Linked DNA regions of Homo sapiens: all the other regions are linked to region 2. Evidence: read pairs that join two places in POLR2A ChIA-PET (ENCODE). Cell type or tissue: OCI-LY7. All regions are shown on one strand. Each heading gives the region's core, and the rest is flanking DNA. Links, peaks and the distances in the headings are about the cores only. Region 1 overlaps SVIL (supervillin). Region 2 overlaps SVIL (supervillin). Region 3 has its middle 100 kb from the start of MTPAP.

Evidence for each region. Peaks named below come from ENCODE experiments on the same cell type or tissue, not always from the same donor. Only the 100,000 strongest peaks of a DNase experiment are listed, where the experiment ranks them.
Region 1: POLR2A ChIA-PET joins it to region 2 with 6 read pairs; 3 of 35 experiments call an interaction of 5 or more read pairs at or near these places.
Region 3: POLR2A ChIA-PET joins it to region 2 with 5 read pairs; 2 of 35 experiments call an interaction of 5 or more read pairs at or near these places.

The regions. Positions count from the first base shown.
Region 1 is chr10:29,576,611-29,584,459 of GRCh38, forward strand. All of the region lies in intron 1 of SVIL (supervillin), which reads right to left. Among named protein-coding and RNA genes, the nearest start is that of MIR938, 22 kb to the right of the region's middle. RefSeq lists an enhancer at 7,420-7,849. In OCI-LY7, for the core only: no CTCF peak of the experiment used is centred there; no DNase peak of the experiment used is centred there.
Region 2 is chr10:29,476,160-29,484,008 of GRCh38, forward strand. It overlaps SVIL (supervillin), which reads right to left. Exons shown (of 38, transcript NM_021738.3): 28 at 5,425-5,569; 29 at 4,378-4,654. All of the region lies in intron 2 of SVIL-AS1 (SVIL antisense RNA 1), which reads left to right. Among named protein-coding and RNA genes, the nearest start is that of MIR604, 65 kb to the right of the region's middle. RefSeq lists enhancers at 1,357-1,856, 2,724-3,255. In OCI-LY7, for the core only: CTCF peaks have their summits at 3,494 and 3,693; DNase peaks (open chromatin) are centred at 3,072, 3,532, 4,012, 5,992 and 1 weaker place; H3K4me3 peaks cover 4,575 bases; H3K27ac peaks cover 5,000 bases.
Region 3 is chr10:30,243,733-30,251,581 of GRCh38, forward strand. No RefSeq gene overlaps it. Among named protein-coding and RNA genes, the nearest start is that of MTPAP, 100 kb to the right of the region's middle. In OCI-LY7, for the core only: a CTCF peak has its summit at 4,241; a DNase peak (open chromatin) is centred at 4,169.

The sequences.
Region 1 (7,849 bases), core at 1,753-6,752, 100 kb after region 2:
CATAGTTCACTGTTGCCTTGAACTCCTGGGCTCAAGAAATTCTCCCACCTCATCCTCCTGAGTCTCCAGAACTACAGGCATGTGCCAACATGCCTGGTTAATTTTTGAATTTTTTGGTAGAGATTGGGTCTTACTATGTTTCCCAGGCTGATCTCCAGCTCCTGGCCTCAAGTAATCCTCCTGCCTTGGCTTCACAAAATGCTAGGATTACAGGCATGAGCCACCGCTCCCTGCTAGTAGTATTTCTTTTATTCTTTTTAACAATGCAAATGATTTTTTTTTGTTTTTTTAGACGAAGTCTTGCTCTGTCACCAGGCTGGAATGCAGTGGCGCGAGCTAGGCTCACTGCAACCTCTGCCTCCTGGATTCAAGCGATTCCCCTGCCTCAGCCTCCCGAGTAGCTGGGATTATAGGCACGCTCCACCATGCCCAGTTAATTTTTGTATTTTTAGTAGAGACGGGTTTTCACCATGTTGACCAGGAGGGTCTCGATCTCCTGACCTCATGATCCACCTGCCTCGGTTTCCCAAAGTGCTGGGATTACAGGTGTGAGCCACCGCACCTGACTGCAAATGATTTTTTAAATTTTAATAGTTTTTTGGGTACAGGTGGTTTTGGATTAAACAGATAAGTTTTTCAGTGGTGATTTCTGAGATTTTAGTGCACCCTTACCTGAGCAGTGTACAGTGTACCTAATATGTAGTCTTTTATCCCTCACTCCTCTCCCAACCTTCCCCTTAGAGTCCCCAAAGTCTATTATACAACTCTTACGCCTTTGAGTCCTCATAGCTTAGCTCCCACTTATACATGAAAACATATGATATTTGGTTTTCCATTCCTGAGTTACTTCACTTAGAATAATGGTCTCCAGCTCCATCCAGGTTCTTGCAACAGACATTATCTCATTCTTTTTTTACGGCTGAGAAGTATTCCACAGTGTATATATACCACATTTTCTTTATCCACTTGTTGGTCTGTGGGCACTTAGGTTGGTTCCATGTCTTTGCAATTGTGAATTGTGCTGCTATAAATATGCGGGTGCATGTGTCTTTTTTATATAATGACTTCTTTTCCTTTGGGTAGATACCCAGTAGTGGGATTGCTGGATTAAATGGTAGTTCTACTTTTGGTTCCTTAAGGAATGCCAATAACATTTCTTTACACCAACAACAAACTATATAATAAAGAAATTAAGAAATCAATCCCATTCATAATTGTATCAAAAAATAAAATAGTTGTAAATTTAACCAATTAGATGAAAGATCTGTATACTGAAAACTATAAAACATCGATGAAAGAAATTATAGATGACTCAAATAAATGGGTCCGTGAATTGGAATAATTAATATTGTTAAAGTTAATGGACCCAGTTGCGTATACATTTATAAATGTGTATTTGTGTATACATTTATAAATGTATAAAATGGGAATTAGTCTACCTGGGGTGCATATAGAAGACTGGGTAAATCAATTACACGAGCAAACCAGGGTTGAAACTCCATTACTGATTTGAAAAATTTTAAATATTATATTAGAGATGCACACACACCTAATCAGAATGACAGGAAATAAACCAAGACATTAATTCTCTCACAACTCAGAGATAACTCTGTTCATGTGTTTTCCAAAGTAACTTCTCTATTTTCCAAAGTATCCACCATATGCACGATTTCCTTCTGTAATTGCAAAACAATTAAATACAAATGAAGATGAAGGCAATAAGACCTCTTAAATCCCCAAAGCTTAGACATAGGCTAAAAATCCAGGAGAAAATCCTGGCATGAATGAATGGCGCCTATGGCTCAAAATCAGCCTGCTCACTTCTTCCAGCAGATGCATTTTCTTGGCTGTAAATTGAGGAGTTGGTCTAGATGGTCACCAAGATCCTTGATAACAGGCACCAGTGTTGCTTAACCTTGACACCAGGTGCGCACAGAAGAACCTTGCCCTGCCTACCAACATTGAATTCACCTGTTAAATCCCCTTCCTAAATGTTCTTCTTTATTACCAATCACACCTTTCCTGCTCAAAAGCCTTTATTGTCTCCTAGCTAAAGGATTATAAAAACTGGAGAGACAGCACGTGATGCACACTTCCGGGTGCATTTCTAGCACAGAGCCTGGCTCAGAACAAGTAAACTATCAATACTGCTTGAATGGATCAATCAATCAAATGGGCAGGCAAGCACTGAAATCACTTCTATCCTTAAATTTCTCCCATTCTTAGCCAACCACATTTCTTGAATAGTTTGCAGAGAGGAAAAGTATTACTTCTCTTTCCTCAGCCTGAGACTATTACTTAAAGTCTTCTTGTCTTTCCTAAAATCTGAAGCCATGATGTGAAACAGAAATATTTGCATGTAGGGAGAATCAGGAAGAACATGCTAAAGATTCGCTGGGGAAACTGGAAGTATCTTATTATGCTCTATTTCACCTACTTCGTTACTATGTGTATTCCTAGTTTTCTTCAGAACAATGTGTTCATCTGAGTTCCTGGGCATCTAACAGGATTTCTGAGCTAGGCAAAGGTAAAAACGGGGACAATGGGCCAGGCACAGTGGCTCACGCCTGTAATCCCAGCACTTTGGGAGGCCGAGGCGGGCGGATCATGAGGTCAGGAGATCGAGACTATCCTGGCTAACGCGGTGAAACCCCCTCTCTACTAAAAATACAAAAAAATTAGCTGGGTGTGGTGGCGGGCGCCTGTAGTCCCAGCTACTCGGGAGGCTGAGACAGGAGAATGGCATGAACCCCAGAGGTGGAGGTTGCAGTGAGCAGAGATTGCGTCACTGCACTCCAGCCTGGGTGACAGAGCAAGACTCCGTCTCAAAAAAACAAAACAAACAAACAAAACAAAAAACAAAAAACAAAAACGGGGACAATGATTCCTGCAGTCCAACTATTGACAATGTCTCAGTATGAGTCCAGGTGAGACGTGTCACCTCCCAAATTGACAAGGTCAAAAGCTAAGGCGTTAGATGACAGTCACGGTATTAAACCTTCAGGGACTGTGTAGCGCAGGTCACAGCGGCAGCTCAGACTTACAGGGAGGCTATTTGGGGAGTCAGACGCTGTCACTTGTTCTGGCTGATGACACACAAGCACCCCTGCAACGCTGTCCTTTGAGGCAACTCTCCTTTGGGGGCCATCATCCTGGGGGAGAAAACGAGGGCAAAGCCAAGGGAAAGGGAAGTAGCCAGCACTTCCACTGCAGCCAGCCATTTCCCACCAGGGCCGAACAGGATGGTGCCTGTGACCTCCCCTGGCTCATCACTGGGGGGCGGATGCAAGGCTGAGGGTCCTGGAGTATTTAATTCCTTTAGTCTTCTCGGTGACTTATCCTCATATGCAGATGAGAAAACCAGGATAGTGCCTGACCTAGGATAGATACATCAAGCGTAGACCAACAACTTAAAATACATCTCTGAAGGCAAAACAGGGCCTGGTGGTGGCTTATGCCTGTAATCCCAGCACTTTGAGAGGCCAAGTCAGGAGGATTGCTTGAAGCCAGGAGTTCGAGAGCAGCCTGGGCAACAAAGTTAGACTCTGTCTCTACAAAAAATTTAAAAAAAAAAAATTTAGCTGGGCATGGTGGCACATGCCTGCAATCCCTACTTGTAATCAGCTGCTTGTGAGGCTGAAGTGGGAGGAGCGTTTGAACCCTGGAGGCCAAGGCTGCAGTGAGCTATGATCACGCCACTGCACTCATCCAGTGTGGGCAACAGATTAAACCCTGTCTCTAAAAAAATTGTTTTAATAAAGGCAAAACAGCCATTCCCTGGCCAGCCACAACAAAATCAAAGAGGGAAATAGGATGGTGAGGTCAGGATAAAATGAGAGAACACGTATAGAAGCACTCCAAAAATGGACTGCATTATTTAATCCACACAAGGAACTCCGTATTGAAAAGGGATTCAGGTGCACTACATGCTCCTCCAGAGGTCCGTACGATGTCACCTCATGTCACCTTGTTGTGCTCAGTGAACATCAATGAAAGCACTCCCAGTCTACAGGAAAATGAGCTGGAATGAATGAATTAACTAATTAATGTATGTATGTATGTATGTATTTATTTGAGACAGGGTCTGGCTCTGTTGCCCAGGCTGGAGTGCAGTGGTACAAACACGGCTCATTGCAGCCTCAACCTCCTGGGCTTAAGCCATCCTTCTACCTCAGCCTCACGAGTAGCTGGGACCACGCCTGGCTATTTTTTGAAATTTGTAGACATGGGATCTTGCCATGTGCCCAGGCTGGTCTCAAACTCCTGGCCTGAAGTGATTCTTCCACCTTGGCCTCCCGAAGTGCTGGGATTACAGGCGTGAGCCATCAAACCAACCATGAGCTGGAATTTAAATGTACAGTATAGGGGAGTGTGATATTATGACTAGCAGTTGTCTGAATACATACTGACATGACTTATCAATACATTTCCAAAATCAAGAAGTGCTATGGAAATGATTTTAATGAAATCTACTATAAGCTACTAATGATGATGGCTGGAGTGAAATTCCAAAGTGAAGAACATATTTTCATAGCCCAGTAAAGGAGCATTTTGTATGCTAGCAACAGCCATAAATGGTATTCTCATTTTCTTTGGTGGATTTTCTTTATGTGTGCAGATCCTTAATCTGAGGCAGAACTGCCTGACCTGAGAAAATTGCCCCTAGGGAAAGCCCACTTAGGCCCTTTCATTTCCCCTTGATCACATCTCACTGGTCAGTCAGACTTTCCAGATTCCTCATTTTAGTCTAATTCTCCTCCTGCGTGCACTGTGAGATGCTCTGTGAATTTTGGTTAGTGGTAATATTTTGGACAAGCGTGCAAATAAAATGTTGCATTACATCACTGCATAAGGTAATTTGAAACAGACCACATAGGTGGAGATGAAAAGGCAAAGTACGTTCAATAAGAAATGTTGCAAGTCACAGCTATTTTTTCTTTATCGGATGTGTTGAAAGAAAACCATGCCAGCCTTTCTAAACTTCAGAATTCTTTTTTAAAGAAAAGGCTTATTGCAATCACCTAAAAGACTTATTAGTGTCTTTAAAGTTAATGTTCAAAAGAGTAATGTTAACATTTGTAATGAAATTATCTCCAATCGTTTTAGTTTCTGGTTCATTCCAAATCTATGGCTAATGACTCTTGGAAAGAAAAATTCAGGTACCTCAGAGGAAGAGAGAATGGTCAGCTGATTGTCAGAAAAGAAAGACATAGGTCAGTTCTGTGTTTAAATTACACACTGAATATACATATGATGGAATATTATTCGGCCTTAAAAAGGAAGGAAATTCTGATGCTTGCTACAATGTAGAGGAACCTTGAAGACATTATGCTAAGTGAAATAAGCCAGTCACCAAAGGACAAATACTGTACAATCCCACTTATATGAGGTTTCTAGAACAGTCACATTCAGAGACAGATAGTAGAAGGGAGTTTATCAGGGGCTGGGCAGAGGGAAAATTGGGGAGTTGTTGAATAGGTAGAGTTTCCATTTGGAATGATGAAAAAGTTCTGGAGAGGGATGGTGGTGATGGCTGCACACTGTGAGCGAATGCACCTAAATGCCACCGAACTGTTCACTTAAACGTGGTTGAAATGGTAAATGTCATGGTGTGTATATTTCAGTGCAATCTACAATAAAATGTACACTGAGGGCAAATCACAGCTGACATACAATGCAGGCACATGCTGAGCACCTGGAGAACAGCTCTTGTGAGGGGCACATGGCCGGCCCACCACTTGCCAGAGGCCAGGAGACGCCAAGGACGATTCTGACCTGTTCAAAGCCCCAACCCACAAAGGGCTCTTAAACAATGATGTGACGAATAAACATAAAACTAGCTGTTCCCAGGAACGGTGGCTCACACCTGTAATCCCAGCACTTTGGGAGGCTGAGGCAGGAGGACTGCTTGAGACCAGGAGTTAGAGACCAGCCTGGGCAACATAGTGAGACCCCCATCTTTACCAAAAACATTTTAAAATTAGCCAGGAATGATGGTGTAGTTCCAGCCACTCAGAAGGCTGAGAAGTGAGGATTACTTAAGCCCAGAAATTTGAGGCTGTGGTGAGCTTTGATCATGCTACTACACTCCAGCCTGGGTGACAGAGTGAGACCCTGTCTCTAATAATAATAATAATAATAATAATAATAATAATAATAGTAAACCTAGGTGTTCACTGTATGGGGTCTGTGGCTGCATCCCAGGACATAAGGTGCAGCATGCCACACCTTCAGAGCTGCGGGGGCCCATGCCTCTCCTCTCGTGAGAAGAAGACCTCATGCAGAGGGGAAGGGGCTGACTTGATTACAATCGTCCAGGGAGAGCGGAGAAGGCTCTGCCAAATCCAGTCATTCAGTGCTCACTACTTGATGGTTTTCACATGAACAGAAAGCAGGGAAACACTGAGTCGTCACAGAGGAGAATTTCCTGTGAGTCTAAAAGTCCAGATAGCAGACAAGCACATATATAAAATGTCTGTTGGTACCAGATAGATCATAGCTGTTCTAGAGCTAGACTCCAATAATTTGAAGGAAAGTTTCAAATAAAGTAATTTCTGGCTCTCCTTGTTCTCAGAAGGGCATCTTAATAAAGTAACAACAATGACAATCTCAGCAATAATAATCAGTATGAAAATGCAAGAAAAGCTCATCAACCTGTGATCTCCAGTGTCACCCTTGTTTTCCATGGGTTATTTTTTATTTTTTGAGACAGGGTCTGGCTCTGTTGCCCAAGCTGCAGTGCAGTGGCACAATCACAGCTCACTGCAGCCTCGACCTCCTAAGCTCAAGCCAATTCCTCCCACCTCTGCCTCCTGAGTAGCTGGGACTACAGGGGCCCACCACCACGCCTAGCTAACTTTTGTATTTGTTGTAGAGATGGGATCTCAACATGTTGCCCAGGCAGGTCTCAAACTCCTGGGCTCAAGCAATCCTCCCACCTCGGCCTCCTAGAGTGCTGGAATTACAGGTGTGAACCACTGCACCCGGCCTCCATGGGTTGTATTAACTGGTACCCAAGACCTACCAGTCTTTCAGAACAGGTCCCCAGCCCCTTGCTGATTGATGCGGGGTAGGGGAGGGCGTGTTTGTGATATTTCACACTTTCATGATTGGCTTTCTTCATGGTCATATTATTGCACCAGGAAAGCAGATCCCGTGCTCACAGTGCAGGTGCCTTGGGGAGGTCATGACACAAAATAAATCAAAGGCACATTCCACACTGTCTGTTGAAATGACTCAAGACACGTTTATGCGTGGGTGTAACATCTGATTAAGCAAAGGATATCAAACTTGGGTGGCCCTCAGACCACTTGCGGTATTTGTTTAAAATGAAAGTCCTCCCACCACAGGTGATTAGGATACGCCCACAGAATTAGAAAACCATGAATACAAGCCACCGATGATATAAAGCCTGGGAAGAAACAGGGAAACAGCATAATCAGATGGGGTGAGTGTGACGAAGGAAGGCTTCCTGGAGGACGAGACTGGAGAGCTTACTTGTGGAGGAGATGATGGCAATAGGTGAACAGGGAGGCCATGGGCCCTCACCTCCGTGCCAGGAAGAAGAGCGGACAGTGTGGGAGCTGGAACTGGGAAGAGGCCTAACCGGGGCGTGGGCTTAAATGGTCCCATCCCTCTGCATGGTAAATGCGCCTGACAGCAATCACTTAGGCACACCCTGAGAATGGCCCTGTATGGCAGCGGCACCTGCATGGGGTTCAGGGTTCCAAGCTAAGGAATCCAGGAGAGGCCAACTGGAGATTCGTTCCTTATCTATGAGGAACATCTGAGCAGCTTCCCTGCCCTGCTGCCACCACTGCATGCACAGGGGGTCTGGACTGTTTGTTTT
Region 2 (7,849 bases), core at 1,496-6,495:
CTAACTTAGCAACAAAACTTTGCCTTTGAATAGCAATCCCATTCTTCAAATAGTGAACATTTGTTGCACTAAATAGATTATTGAGGAAAGATATGTTTCAAATAGATCATAACAGTTTATAAAGATCTTGAAATCTGTTAGCACTCAAATACATTGTGTAAATACATATTCACACTTAAATAACCAACATCACATCCTAACATTGCAAACAGACTTGAGTGTATATACACAAAATAGAATTGTGTCTCTTTTTTAAATTACTTTTATTTTAGAGACAGGGTCTTGCTCTGTTGCCCAGGTTGGAGTGCAGTGGTATGACCATAGCTCACTGCACCTGGGCTCAAGTGATCCTCCTGCCTTGGCCTCCCAAAGTGCTGGGATTACAGGTGCATGCCACCATGCTGGGCTCATTTTTTATTTTTTTGTATAAACAAGGTCTCTCACTATGTTGCCCAGGTTAGTCTGAAACATGTGGCCTTAAGTGATTTTCCCACCTCAGCTTCCCAAAACTCTGGGGTTACAAGTGTGAGTCTAGAATTTTATTTCTTTAAAGATATTTTATGAAGCAAACATTTCACTAGTTTTCTTTACAGTTTTTCTGCACATACCCAAATTTAGTCCTACATGAAACTTAATTTTTCGTATGTGTATTCATTTTTAATTTTGGCAATATAAAGATTAAATTTTTAGTAGTAAGAACTTCTGGGCTATTCTTTTTTTTGAGACAGGGTCTCACCCTGTTGCCCGGGCTGGAGTGCAGTGACATGATCTTGGCTCAGTGCCACCTCCGCCTCCCGGGTTCAAGCGATTCTCCTGCCTCAGCCTCCCGAGTAGCTGGGATTATAGGTGCCCGCCACTATGCCCAGCTAACTTTTTGTATTTTAGTAGAGACAGGGGGTTTCACCATGTTGGCCAGGATAGTCTCGAACTCCTGACCTCGTGATTTGCCTGCCTTGGCCTCCTGAAGTGCTGGGATTACAGGCATGAGCCACCGTGCCCAGCCAGCTATTCTCTTTACAACCTTGATTAGTTACCTAATTTAAAGTGTGGACATGTTACGCCACCAAGGCACTTTCAAGAATGTTTGGTACTAGTAGTTCTATTTAGGAATAACAGAAAACACAAATATAAAGACTGTTCATGGTCAAGCATTCTTGCACCAGAGCCACCTATTTATAGGAACTAGACATCTATCAGGCCCTGGAGGAGCCTGGCTCAGATCCCTGGGCACCTTGAGCAGCTGTCGCGACCCTGCTGGGGAGTGAGCAACCCTACCCTGCAGGCACTGGGCCAGGACATTGACCCTAGCAGGCCGGCCAGCATTGGCCAAGCGGAGGCTGTACCACCTGTGCAGCTGCTGCTTTTGCTGACCCTCTCCCAGAAGTGCACCCTGAGCTCTGACTCAGTCCTGTTTGCAGGTGTGGCCCTTGTGCGCACAAGTGATAGGGGAGCCGGACTAGTGTCACCAAGGGGCCAGAGCTTCCGCGTTGGTTACGGAGTGACTGCAAGTGCCATCGGGCTGTGCTTCCCCCCTGCTGGAGGGATGGTCTGGAATCTGAATGCTCCCTGCTTTAACTTAATTCTCTAAAGCTGGGCTTTTTCTAAGTTGTAAGTCTGCTGGAAAAGATGTTGTTGGAGCTGGCTGTGAGATGTCCATTGTGTTCATTGGGAAGAAATATAGAAAGGAATCACCCGGCTCAAATCATATTTCCTAAGGGCCTCCAAGTCAATAGTCCATGAAAGTCTGAACTCTTCGCTTTATTTTTAATTAATTCACTTTAACAGTTTTACTCATTCATTCACTCACAATTACTTTTTTTTCTCATAACTAACAGCTAAAGTAAGAAAATGGCTAAATTAAACTATGTCTGGTTTTATAAAACACGATTTCCCTTTTTGCATTTTAGGAACGGGCACTACAAGTGCCTTTAGTTTGTTCTTTAAAGTTCCCAGTTCCATTACTCCAAAGGTTAAGAGATCTGCCTGCCCCGAAACACACTCAATTCCCTATTATTATTGTCTTTGGCAACCAGCATCAGAGATTAACACTGTACATGCCACCTCTGCACAAAAGCAAAAGCGTAAGTCCACGACAGTGACTCTTTGTTATTAATTGTTATTGTTATTGTTTTGGGGAGATCCACATTATCTTGTCTTCAAGTTAAAAACAGTAATTACGCTGTTCCTGCTGACAATGTCAGTGATGAGTATTTCCTGCACCTACAATGTGAACACAGGCCAGGCACCTGCTAAACGTCATATATACCTGATTATAAAGTCCTGTGAGCTGAGTACTATAATCCCTATTTTCCAGGTGAGAAAACCAAGGCTCAGACAGAGTAACTTTACCCAGCCCACACAGCTGGTAAGTGAGGGCCTGAGATTCTGAATCCCAGGCTGTAGGGTCCCAGCACCTGTGGCCTTCCCTCAAGGGACACAGCTCCTTATGAAAAAGGAAAGGAGCAGTTCCAATTGCTTGCTCATAAGAAATTAAGTAGATGAGGAATGCTGCTCCCTTTGGGAGGCTGAAGTGGGAGGATGGTTTGAGCCCAGGAGTTTGAGACCAGCCTGGGCAACATAGTGAGACCTCATCTCTTAAAAAAAAAAAGAAAAAATTAGCTTGATAATGGTGGCATATGCCTGTAGTCCCAGCTACTTGGGAGGCTGAGGCACGAGGATGGCTTGAGCCTGGGAGGTCAAGGCTGCAGTGAGCCGAGATTCTGCCATTGCACTCCAGCTTGGAAGACAGAGTGAAACCCTGTCTCAAAAAAAAAAAAAAAAAAAAAAAAAAGAACAAAAAGAGAGAAAGAAATGTCCCTCCCATTGGGGGTCCTTGTCTGACATCCCACTACTCCCTGGAAGGAGAGGCTGGAGCTGCCTGGGCCCTGGAAGATCCCCTTCCTGCTGTTTAAGAAGCCCCTGAAGTTTGGTGTGTTCAGCGGCCCAACCTCAAGTCGCCTTGCTGCTGGTTCAATGCTGACCTGCTCCAAGGTCTGGTGACTGGGATCTTCAGCCCCTCCTTGTAGCCAGACTCACAGCTGCCCACATCCTGTGCTGGAGCCCCACTCTGACTCTCTGCCCGCAGAGCGGTTTAATAGCACAGTTGGGTTTGAAAAGAGGCAGGTCTGGACTTGAGTGTCCAGCTCCACTCCCTGCTAGCTGTGTGGCTTCAGGCAGGTTCCTTGATCTTACTGTCTTGGTCCTTATCTGAAAAATTAGCACCACAACAGAAATGTCTCAGGGAGCCCAGTAGGCCCTCAGCTACAGGCAGAGTAAAGCCCCCAGCATCGTGCCCTGAGGGGGCAGGGGGACCTCTGGGCCACAGCCCGGCTCTGCACAGCACACAGCCCCACTGGCCGTGTGCTCAGCGAGGCCCACCTGCTGGCTGTTCCTGCACCTGCTTTATGTCACTGAGACAGGGTCTGAAATATTTACTTGGTCCCTACAAAGTGTCTTCCGTAGAGTAGGTGCTCAGGAAATGTTGTCAGCTGATGAATAGATGCATCTTGTATAAATCAGGAAAGAAATCCTGGTTCTGAGCCTGCAGTTTTCTGATCAGCAAACAGCTGCCTGTGCTTCCTGTGGCCCCGGGGGCAGGTGCACCTGCACAGCAAGGGGGCTGTAAAGAGGCAAAAATACTCTCTTCTGAGTTGAAATCACAAACCTGTGACCTGCATGCTCTCCTAAATGGGAAGGGGTGAGCAGCGCTGTGGAAAAGGCTCCTCCTTGGCAATGAAAGGGATGATTTCTCCAGAGTTCACCGGACTCCCCCTTTCCCCAGCACCAAGCATCCAGGTGAGTGTTTTGCAATGGGGTCCGTCACCATCAGGAACCGAGGAGAGTTTAGACTCTGCATTTACTACACCAGACCCACAAAGCACCACCCGTGCTCTCAGTCTCGGGAGAAACAGCCTCTTTCACTTTTCAAATCAATCTTCTGTGCGTGTATTTACTATAATGTTACAGCACCATTTGGTTCCAGCTTTAAATCACGAAGATATGCTGTACTTAACGACTTTAATTGAAGCAGCACACAGCCACATGGGAAATATCATTTAGAGGCCAATCATCTCTTTCCCAGAAAAGCTCTGGGGACAGGGGCAGGGGAGGGAGAGAGGGAGCTGAGAAGCCTTGATGTGCAAGTTCAATTTCTACAGGTGAACACCAGCGGCCTCGGCAATGCTAGGTTGTTAGGAATTCGGCCTTACTTCTTTTCATCTCTGTAGTTTACTAGGTGGCTCTCAAAGGCGCATGACTGCAGTGCCCCACTGCACGGACGCAGCAGAGGGCATGACAGGGTTCATTGGAGAAGCTGGCTCCCGCAGGGCTGCCGGGCCAGCCTCTTTCAGCTGGAAAAAACCACAAGCGCTCACTAACCTGCCGTGCTCACCATGAACTTCCACTTGACCACATAGGCATCCCCCTCATGGAACTGCCCGATGCTTTGTTTGGGGAGCCTGCTATAGTCGAATTCCAGGATGTGCCAGACATCCACGGAAACGCTGGTGATCTCAAACTGCCTCCTGTCGTGTCCTTCCACCAGGCCATAGCCACGGCCGACGTTCACTCCGTCCAGGATGGTGCCTGCTGTCGTCTGGGGCATGGACACCATCCGTGTCACATCGTATGCCTTGACATCAGTCCTGGGGTCTTCCTACAGGGGAACACAAAGACATCAGTTCAGTTGCCTGTTTCTGCAGCTATTCCTTGTCATGCTCAATGCTGCTTCAGCTGTTCATGGGACAGCATAAAAATACAGCTTCCACACTCTGTCTCAGGATGTTTAACTGCAGTCAGGGAAAGGCTGCATTTCCAGAAAGACTCTGGGAGGTCTGAACACCCATCGCCACAACAGCACATGGGTGCCTGAGAACAGGCACAAATCAGACTCTTCACTTCCCAGAGTCAGATTAGAATTGGAGGCCTGTCTGCTGTTCTACTAGTGAATCCTGGGAAGGCTTCCTAGCTTTAAGGGTGTGTGTGTGTGTGTGTGTGTGTGTGTGTGTGTTTGTTTGTGTGTCTGTGTGTCCATGGTTTTTTTTTTAATTAAAAAAGTATTTTAGTTGACACATTATTATGGGTATGATTCGATGTGTTGATACATGCATCTGTTTTATGGGGAAGGGGGTGTGGGAAGGAGACGGGACAGGGAAGATAGGGAGATGTTGGCCAACCGGTACAAAGTGACAGAGAGGAGGAATGAGCTCTGGTTTTCTCCTGCACAGTGGGGTGACTGTTTTCCAATACTGTATTGCATATTTCAAAATAGCTAGAGGAGAAGATTTGAATGTTCTCACCACAAAGAAATGATACATCTGGGGTGACAGCCATACGAACTATCCTGATTTGATCATTTTACATGAAGGCCACTTTTATTGGGACCCGAACCAAGCCCCGAGTTTTGAGGCTTGGTCGCCGGAATACCTTGTGCTGGGCAAGTTCCCCGGGGTTCTTCTCATTCGATCTCTTCAGTTCCGTCCAATCCAGAAACTTCTCTTTGAACAAAATCGTCTCATTGTGTTCAGTAAGTCTCCCAAATATCGCCCAGTCGGGCCGCCCCTGTCCTTTTCTGTAGGGTGGGAGGGGGGTTGGGAGAACAGACAGGAAAAGAACCAAGATGAAGCCAAGCTTAAACAAAGGAATCTAAAACACATGCGGCTGCTGGAAAAAACCTCAAAGTACGTGAGTACATATAAAGTAAATGGTTTATTTTCCTGCATTTTACCAAATAATGACATTTTGTTATTTTAGTCTGAAGTCTTGCAAAGCTTTGTGTCCATGGAGTTTTTGATGTGCCTGAATGTGACATGAACCATGTCAGGACTAGACTTTTCTTACATTCTAGCAAGTTCTTTTCTTTTCTTTTTTTTTTTTTTTTTTTTTTTTAGAGATAAGGTCTTGTTCTGTTGCCTAGGCTGAAGTGCAGTTGCACAATCATAGCTCCCTGCAGCCTTGAACTCCTGGGCTGCAGTGATCCTCCTGCCTCAGCCTTGCAGATAGCTGGAACTGCAGGTGTGTGCCACCATGCGTAGCTAATTTTTGTATTTTTTTAAATATGAGACAGGGGTCTCGCTATGTTGCTCAGGCTGGTCTTGAACTCCTGGCCTTAAGTGATCCTTCCTTCTCAGTCTCCCAAAGTGCTGGGACTACAGGTGTGGGCCACATTCTAGCAAATTCTTGTCTTTGGGATACCCTGGGGTGGCACGCTGGGTGGGGATTTTGGAAAAGGCAGGAGCCGCAGGAAAACCTTGTCTACTTTAGCCGCCCAGTCACCTGCAGATGCTTACCAAGTTTCCCGTCCAATTAATTAATAGACATAGGGAAGAGGTAGCTCCCTCCTCAATTCTCTACTATTTTATGTCATGTTACAACAAAGCTCTCCAGAGTATGGAGATTCTCCCGTCACTAAAATGAACACACTTTCATAGATCTTGAAGTGCCTTTTTGTGCACTTATTTCTAGGCCACTGGCCAGGGCAGCAGACAGGAGAGCACAGAGAGATAGGAAAGAAAACGGCATAGCTCCACCCGGAGGTCTTGTGTGGCCTTAGGATTTCAAAATTTACACTGTCCCCAAGAACACAGGTATTTTAGATAAAGGCAGAGCTGAGAAGATACACGTGCTGCAGAGGGCGTAGCCCTGGAATAACATGCACGATCTCTCATCCCTCCAGATCCATCTTCGGTTGTGAATCCGGCCCGGAATGCAGCCACCCCTTAGAGCAACCCCCCTTGCTGCTCGTGCCCTGCTGTGCTACTGCCTCAGTCACTTCCTGCTTGGTCAAGACCACAGCTGCTGATGTCACAGCTGAGGCACATCAGAAAGGCTGCCTGATTCAAAGAAAGCTGCCGGATAAATCATAGAGCACAGACACTTCTACCTCATGCTCTTATGGGACTTTAGGAACCAAACATAAGCACCTATGGAAAATGCACGGCGGTCTTGAAAGGCTGTGGTCTTTATCAGAAAATATCTGAATGACTGTTTGTTATGTCAGTCCTACTCTGCAGGCTTGCTAAGATGATGATTGAAAGGGCTCTTGGTTTCTGCTTTGGAATCTGGCATTTATGTTTTGAAGCGTTGTGAGCAAGCGATGTGGCAGATTGCAGGGTGAGGGGGACAAACCTGGGCCAGGAGCCAGGGGTTTCTCTACCCCCTTCCCTGACTTACAGCTGGAACTGGGCTCAGTGGTTTCAGCCTCATTTGCTAAGAAGGTCTGGGTATGTAATCCTGGCTGCATCTTAAAATCCCTAGGAGCTTTTAAGACATATTGACACATAAGCTCTAACTCACATGAAACGAAAACACATCTCTGGGGCTGGGCTGAGCAAATGCATTTTTTAAAAGGCCCCTCAGGTGATTCTGTCTCAGAGATGTTGAAAACCAGTGGGTTAGGAGCTCAGTCATCCACTTTCAGATCTGTGATTATGCCACTATTAAATACAGTTGGCTATCACATAGATTTTATGCTTTAGCTTGTTCTTTTTTCCTTTGCTATACCAAATAAAATCTTCTGAGCTGTAGTTCCAGTCCTTAAAATAATGGTTGTTACCATACTGAGGTTAAACATTAGTGCATTTGCTTAACAAGGACTTTAAAACTTATCACACTGCCATAATTTTTAATGGTTTCTATAATGATTAATTAATAAGAAAATCAATAATTGGATTTTAAGCAGGAAACTAGGCAGGAAAGTTGAAATTCATAGACCAATTCAATGGAAAACATTAAAATGTATTGGGAGATGCCCAATATTCTATGCTGTTTGGTGGTTCACTGGTTTCTAATCTATTATAACGGCACCCATAGTTAAAAAGCACTAGTTTTTTTTTGGTCTGATAGTTGAAAA
Region 3 (7,849 bases), core at 1,933-6,932, 770 kb after region 2:
AAAAGCTACAATACCAAAGTCAAAGGACAAATGGCAAATGAGGGGGCTCATTGTAGTCAAGGAACTAATCTCCCTAATTTAGAAATAATTATCATAAAACAATAGAAAAGATAATTAAAAGTTTTACAAAAGCTATAGTTAACAGAATAGAAAATTCAAATGAGCCTAAAACTCTAAAAGATACTCAACCTAACTTATGAGAAAATAAATGCAAAGTAAAACAATGACACCAGTTTTTACTTATATTAGAAAAAAATTGATGCTACTCTCTTGGTGAGGGTTTAAAGTAATAGGCACCCTCGGCCAGGCACAGTGGCTCATGCCTGCAATCTCAGCATTTTGGGAGGCCGAGGCAGGAGGAACACTTGAGGTCAGGAGTTCGAGACCAGCCTGGCCAACATGGTGAAACCCCGTCTCTACTAAAAATAATAATAATTTAAAAAATAGCCAGTGTGTAGTGACGCACGCCTGTAATCCCAGCTACCTGGGAAGCTGAGCGGGGAGAATCACTTGAACCTGGGAGGCGGAGGTTGCAGTGAGCCAAAATTTTGCCACTGCACTCTGGCTTGGGTGACAGAGTGACTCAGTCTCAAAAAAATAATAAAATAAAATAAAAATTAAAAATAAAGTAATAGGCACTCTCACACATTGCTGAGAAGGCAGATTGGAAGTACTCTCAAAATTACAAATGCACAAACCCTTTGGCCCAGGAAGTCTATTTCTAGGAATTTATCCCACACATACATTAATACATAATACATTAATACATAAAACAAGTAACAATGATGCAATATATTATTTGCAGCATTGTTTACAATTGCAAAAAAAAAAAAAACACTAGAAACAAATTTCTGACAGTAGGAGGCTGGTTAAATAAATGATAATTTATCCATTCAAAGGAAATGTTTGCAGCTCTAAAAATGGATGAGGAAACACTTAATATCTGATCTAGAATAATTACCATGATACAATGACAAATGGAGGAGAGAGACAAAACAATGGGGAAAAATGTGTCTTTGCAGAAGCATGAAAGATGTCTAGGAAGATACACAAGAAGCTTATAAAAATGGGTGCCAGTGTCAAGAACACCTGGGTGGCATGAGACAGGATGAGAGAAAGACTTTTTGCTGTGTTTTCACTGTATATCCTTTAGTAAATTTTGAATTTTGAACTAAGTGAAAGTTTTACCTCCAAAGAATAAAATTATAGGCTGGGCACCGTGGCTCACACCTGTAATCCCAGTTACTCAGGAGGTTGAGGCAGGAGAATTGCTTGAACCCGGGAGATGGAGGTTGCAGTAAGCCAAGATGATGCCATTTCATTCCAGCCTGGGTAACAGAGCGAGACTCTGTCTCAAAATAAATAAGTAAATAAATAAAGAATTAAATTATATTTAGCCCTGCTCCCTGATTTCAGGGGAAGTGCTAAAGGTCATAATCTATATAAAGTACATGGTCTATGCACAGGAGGTGCTGGACAAATGGTTATTAAGCCATGAGTAAGCATCGTCCTGTGGAGCGAGGGCTCTGTCTCTTGTCGCAGCAGTGTCAATGCTCCTGGTCCACTCTCTCCCAGGAAGAGACCCCTCAGGCACTCAGTGAGACCACTGGCTGACTTTCCTTTTCATTCTTTTGATCTGTTTGAATCCTATATGAAACTCATTTTAGGCTCAAATCTAACTCCCTGTTATAATTGTATTAAAAAGATGGAAAATTGGCGAGGCTCGGTGGCTCATTCCTATAATCCCAGCACTTTGGGAGGCCAAGGGAGTAGGGTCACTTGAGTTCAGGAGTTCAAGACCAGCCTGGGCAACATAGGGAGAGCTCAACTCTAAAAAAATTTAAAAAATCAGCCAGGCGTGGTGGCAAGAGCCTGTGGTCCCAGATACTTAGGAGGCTGAGGTGGGGGGTCACTTGGGCCCGGGACGGCTGCAGTGAGCCGTAATTGGGCCACCGCACCACTGCACTCCAGTCTGGGGGACAGAGCAAGATCCTGTCTCTAAAGAAAAGAGATGGAAAACTGAAACTCTCATGAAGTTTGTGCTAAAAAGACTGAAGAGGGAAGTTGCCTTTGAGAGACTTTCTGTAAGGCCTGGAAAACAAAAACAAACAAACAAAAATAGATTAACCCAGACTCTGAGAGACTGGAGAAAGTGCAAACAGAATTCGTGCTGCGTGTGCATAGACTTGTTTACTGGACAAATGAGGGCAGCACTGTTTCCCTAGCTGGGGCCTCTGAGAATCAAATCACCAGAGGCATGCCATCTTTTTAGTCAACTATAAGTGAGGCAGGAATTAACAAGATTGATTAGAGGACAAGTGAGCCCCACCACATTCTAGACCAGGATCCCTGCAGACTGTCTGGGCTCTGTGAAGTCTGTATTATTGGCCTGTGACAAGAAAAATGCAGAAATTCAAAGTAAGAGTATAGGATATAATGTCTATTGAATCTGACATTTAAAAATCAAGCTTGCATTTTACATTTCCTTTTTATTTATTTATTTATTTATTTTGAGACGGAGTCTAGCTCTGTCACCCGGGCTGGAGTGTGGTGGTGCAATCTTGGCTCACTGCAACCTCCACCTCCCAGGTTCAAGTGGTTCTCCTGCCTCAGCCTCCCTAGTAGCTGGGATTACAGGTGTCCACCACCACGCTTGGCCAATTTTTTTGTATTTTTAGTAAAGATGGGGTTTCATCATGTTGGCCAGGCTCGTCTCAAACTCCTGAGCTCAAGTGATCCGCCCACCTTGGCCTCCCAAAGTGCTGGGATTACAGGTGTGAGCCACCATGCCCGGCCCTTGATTTTATTTTTTTCCAGTAATTCTTTTTTATTTCCACTTTACAAAAGTATCAGTCCAAAACAAACTTGAAGTTTCCTTTAAAAAGCAACAGAAACACCAATTCTTCACTAGAGATAGTTTGAGATGCACTGTTCTAAACCATATTTTCATCTATGCAGAATGTGAAGTTCCACTAGATCTGCGGTGTTCAATGTGGTAGCCAGTAACCACATATGGCTATTAACAGTTGAAATGTGTCTTGTCTAAATTGGTATGTGATATAAGGCAAAATATGCACCAGATTTCAAAGACTTAGTGAAAAAAATGTCTAATATCTCAAACTTGTATAATGATTATATGTTGAAATGATAATATGTTGGACATATTGGGTTAAATAAAATATACGATGAACCTTCAGTTTCACAAGATGAAAAGAGCTCTGGAGATGGATAGTGGTGATGGTTGGCCACCATTATGAATATATTTAATACCACTGAGCTGAACACTTCAAAATGGTTAAGATGGTACATTTTATGTTATGTGTATTTTCCTGCCATAAAAATTAATTTAAAAATTAATTTCATACATTTCTTTTTACTTTTTAATGTGGGTACTAAAAAATTCAAATAGCATATGTGACCTGTATTTGTGGCCCACATCATATTTCTATTGGATAGTGCCAAGAGTAGCTCTAGATTTTTCTCTTGCTACCTTTGAAGCAGTTTTCTAGTGCCCAATCTCACCACTACCTATGCAGTTCAAACATCACCTCTTCAGTAAAGTCTTTGATGAACCATGAAGGAACTCCCAACTTCCCCTCCTCCTTCAACTGCTCCTATAGTACCTGGTACAAAACTTCATTTATATCTGTGTGTGGTATGTGTGTGTGTGTATGTGTGTGTATGCATACTATGTACTATCTATTATATCAGAAAGTAAGCTCTTCGGGGGTATATTCAGTGTCCCTATATCCCCAACACTCAGCATTGTACATATGTGCTCAGCTTAGCCTTATCATACGCACTCAATAGATGTTGTTGACTACATAGATGAGGAAGTAATCCTAGCTTTCGATATCCAGCCAAAGAGCTCCTTGCTCCTCTTTACTTTGGACTTGGAGACCTGAGAGTTAAATGTTAATTTCAATTTCTAGGTAAGAGAGAGGGATTTGAATATCTGCCAGCTGATGGCATTATTTAATAGTGATATAGTTTGGCTCTGCGTCCCCACCCAAATCTCAAGTGGAATTGTAATCTTCAGTGTTGGAGGAGGGGCCTGGTGGGAGGTGATTGAATCATGGGGGCGGACTTCCCCATTGCTGTTCTTGTGATAAGAGTTCTCACTAGATCTGGTTGTTTGAAAGTGTGTTGCACTTCCTCTTTCACTTTCTCCTTCTTGCTGGCCATGGTAAGCCGCCCTTGCTTCCCCTTCACCTTCCACCATGATTGCAAGTTGCCTGAGGCCCCCCCAGAGGCAGAAGCCTGTACAGCCTGCAGAACTGTAAGCCGACTAAACCTCTTTTTTAAATTAATTACCCAGTCTCAGGTATGCCTTTACAGCATTGTTGAGAATGGACTAATACAAACAGGTAGCTTAACATTTTTTATTACTGAACAAATATCTAGAGTACTATCATAGCCATTGGAAAAAGCCATTGGAAAATGAATGGTAAATAAATCAGGAAAAGTCCTGGCATCTAAGTCACACACATCCCATAGGAGGGTGGGGAGATGGAAAATCAAACAAATAATGATTAAAAAAGAAATTACGAAGTAATGGACAGAGAATGAAAATAAGATGGAGATGGGCGTGATGTCTCACGCTGTAATCCCAACACTTTGGGAGGCTGAGGCAGGAGGATCTCTTGAGTCCAGGAGTTTGAGATGAGCCTGGGCAACCTGGTGAGAAGAGAGAGAGAGAGAGAGAGAGGAAGAAGAAGAAGAGAAGGGAAGGGACGGGAAGGGAAGGGAAAGGAAGGGAAGAAGGAAGGAAAGAAAGAAGGAAGGAAGGGAAACAAAGGAGGGAGGGGGGAGGGAGGGAGGGAGGAAGGAAGGAAGGAAGGAAGGAAGGAAAAGAAAAGAAGATGATGGTGATACAAGGAAAACACTGACTACCTGAGATTCAAGTCAGGAAGGGCCTAAGGAGGTAATATTTAAACTGAAAAGTGACAATAGGAGGTAGGTCGACAAAAATGGAGATAAATATATTAGGCAGAGGGAACAGTTAGTGCAAGTTTCTTCAAGTACTAGCAAAATGGTAAACTTAGAAAGCTTGAAAGCCCCTCCCAACTGAAACAACAAAAATCTTGGTAAAATACATTAAGAATGCTTTTAAATGAATTGCTGACTGGCATGAGCGAAAATACTCATCAGAAGTCGAAACTAGAATGAAACAGGCTTTTTTACCCTAAAGGTTTCTGCTGAGCCTTAGAGACCTTAACTTCTGCTTCAAGGACCACATGGGTTTGGGGACAGGAGGTGTGACAGTTGCTTTTTTTTTTTTTTTTTGAGATCTCAATTTGTTGCCCAGGCTGGAGTGCATTGGCGTGATATTGGTCCACTACAACCTCTGCCTCCCAGGTTCAATTGATTCTCCTGCCTCAGCCTCCCGAGAAGCTGGGATTACAGAAGCATGCCACCACACCTGGCTAATTTTTGTATTTTTAGTAGCGACGGGGTTTCATGATTTTGGCCCAGCTGGTCTCAAACTCCCGACCTCAAGTGATCCGCCCACCTCAGCCTCCCATCGTGCTGGGATTACAGGCATGAGCCACTGCGTGACGGTTGCTTTTATGTGTTGACATGGATGAGCCACGTTGCCCAGATAGTTGGCCAAACATTATTCTGGATGTTTCTTTGGGAGTGTCTTTGGATGATATTTATATTTAAATCAGTATACTTTGAGAAAAGCAGATGACCCTCCATGATGTGGGTGGGCCTCATTCAATCAGTGGAAGGCCTGACTAGACAAAAGGATGACCTCCTCTGAGCAAGACAGAGTTCTGCCAGACTGCCTTCGGACTTCTTTGATAACACTGGCTTTTCTGGTTCACCAGCGCTTTGTCTTTGGACTTGAACTGCAACCCTTTCCTGGGTCTCCAGTTTGCCAGTCTCACCCATCAGATTTTGGAATCACCAAGCCTCCGCAATTGCGTGAGCCAATTTCTTAAATAAATTCTTTTACATACACACACACACACACACACACACACACACACACACACACACACCAGAGAGACTCTCTCTCTCTCTCTCTCCCCACCGTTGGTTCTATTTCTCTGGAGAACCCTGACTAATATAGGAGGTAAAGCCTAAATGAGGCATCTAGTAGGAAACCCATTATATAAATCTGAGATCCCAGAAGGTATACCCTCAACATATGGGTGAATGAGAAGTTAAACCTGCCACATGAAAGCAAATAACAAGAAAATGTAACTCAACTTTAACACTAGATGGTAGGGGGTGGTGTGGGCGGTGGGGGGGAATAACCTGAAAATTCATAATCTTAAGTCACTGCTTATATGGGTTTGTAGTCCAAATTCACATTACCTGTAGGATCCAACCTTAAGGGCAGATTTTAAAAATAAATAGTTTTTTAAAATTTTGATACATTTAAATACAATAAAATTCACTTTTGTGAAATAAAGTTCTATTTGTTAACACACATAGTGCCATTTATCCACTATTACAGTCATGATACCAAAGTTTATCATCCCCCAAAATGTGTTACCCATTTGTAGTAAAATTCTTTTTTTTTTTTTTTTAAGACATGGTTTCACTCTGTTGCCCAGGCTGGAATACAGTAGCACGATTATGGCTCACTGCAGCCTCAACCTCCCAGATTCAAGTGATCTTCCCACTTCAGCCTCCCAAGTAGCTGGGCTACAGGAACACACCGACATGGTCTGCAAATTTTCATATTTTTTTTTATAGAAACAAGTTTTACCATGTTGCCCAGGCTGGTCTCAAACTCCTGGGCTCAAGCAATCCTCCTGCCTCAGCCTCCTAAAGTGCTGAGATTATAGGCGAGGGCCACTGTGCCCCGCCTGAAACTTTCTTCACCACCAAATCTTGGCAACTTGGTGGAGAACTGATCAGTTCTCTCATTGCTGTAGCTCTGCCTTTTCCAAAATATCATACAAATGGAATAATAATAGAATACATAATCTTTTGGGTCTGATTTCTTTCACTGAGCAACATGTATTTGAGATCATACACATTGTTACATGTATCAATAATTCATTCCTTTTTATTGTGGGATAGTTTCCCGTGGGATGAATACACCACAGTTTTGTTTATCTCTTTATCAGCTGAGGGACAATTGGGTAGTTTCTGAGTTTTGGTGATTATAAATAACGCACCTCTATGAGTTATATGATTTGCAAATATTTTCTCCCAGTCTATGGCTTGTCTTTTCATCCTTAATCCTTTTAACAGTGTCTTTTGCAGGTCAAATGTTTTCTATTTTGATAAAATCTGATTTATTTTTTCTTTTATGAATCATGTTTTTGGTATTGTATCTAGGAATTCTGTGCCTAACTTAAGGTCAGATTTTCTTATATATTTTTTTCGAGAAGTTTTCTACTTTTATGTCTTACATTTAGGTTGATGATCCATTCTAATTTTTTATAAGGTGTGAATTATGGGTTGAGACTCTTTTTTTGTATATGAACATCCAATTTTTCAAGCACTATTTGTTGAAAAGACTATGCTTTTTGTCTTTAATTGTCTACATCTGTTTCAGAGATAAGAGTTACTTCTGAGCTTTCTATTCTGTTTCATTGATTTCTTTGCTATCCTCTTACAGGTATAACACTGTCTTAATCATAGCTTAAGTACTGAAATAAAATAGTGTGAGTCCTCTACCTTCTAATTCAAAAGGTTTGACTATTCCACTTCCTTTACCTCTCCATACAATTAAGTATTAGCTTGTCAATATCTGCAAACACCTGAATATTTACAAAACCTCAATATCTACAAAAACCTAAATGCTCTGTTGGGATTTTAACTGAAGTTTTAATAGATTAACTTGGGGAGAACTGACATTTTAACAATATTGAGACTTCCAATC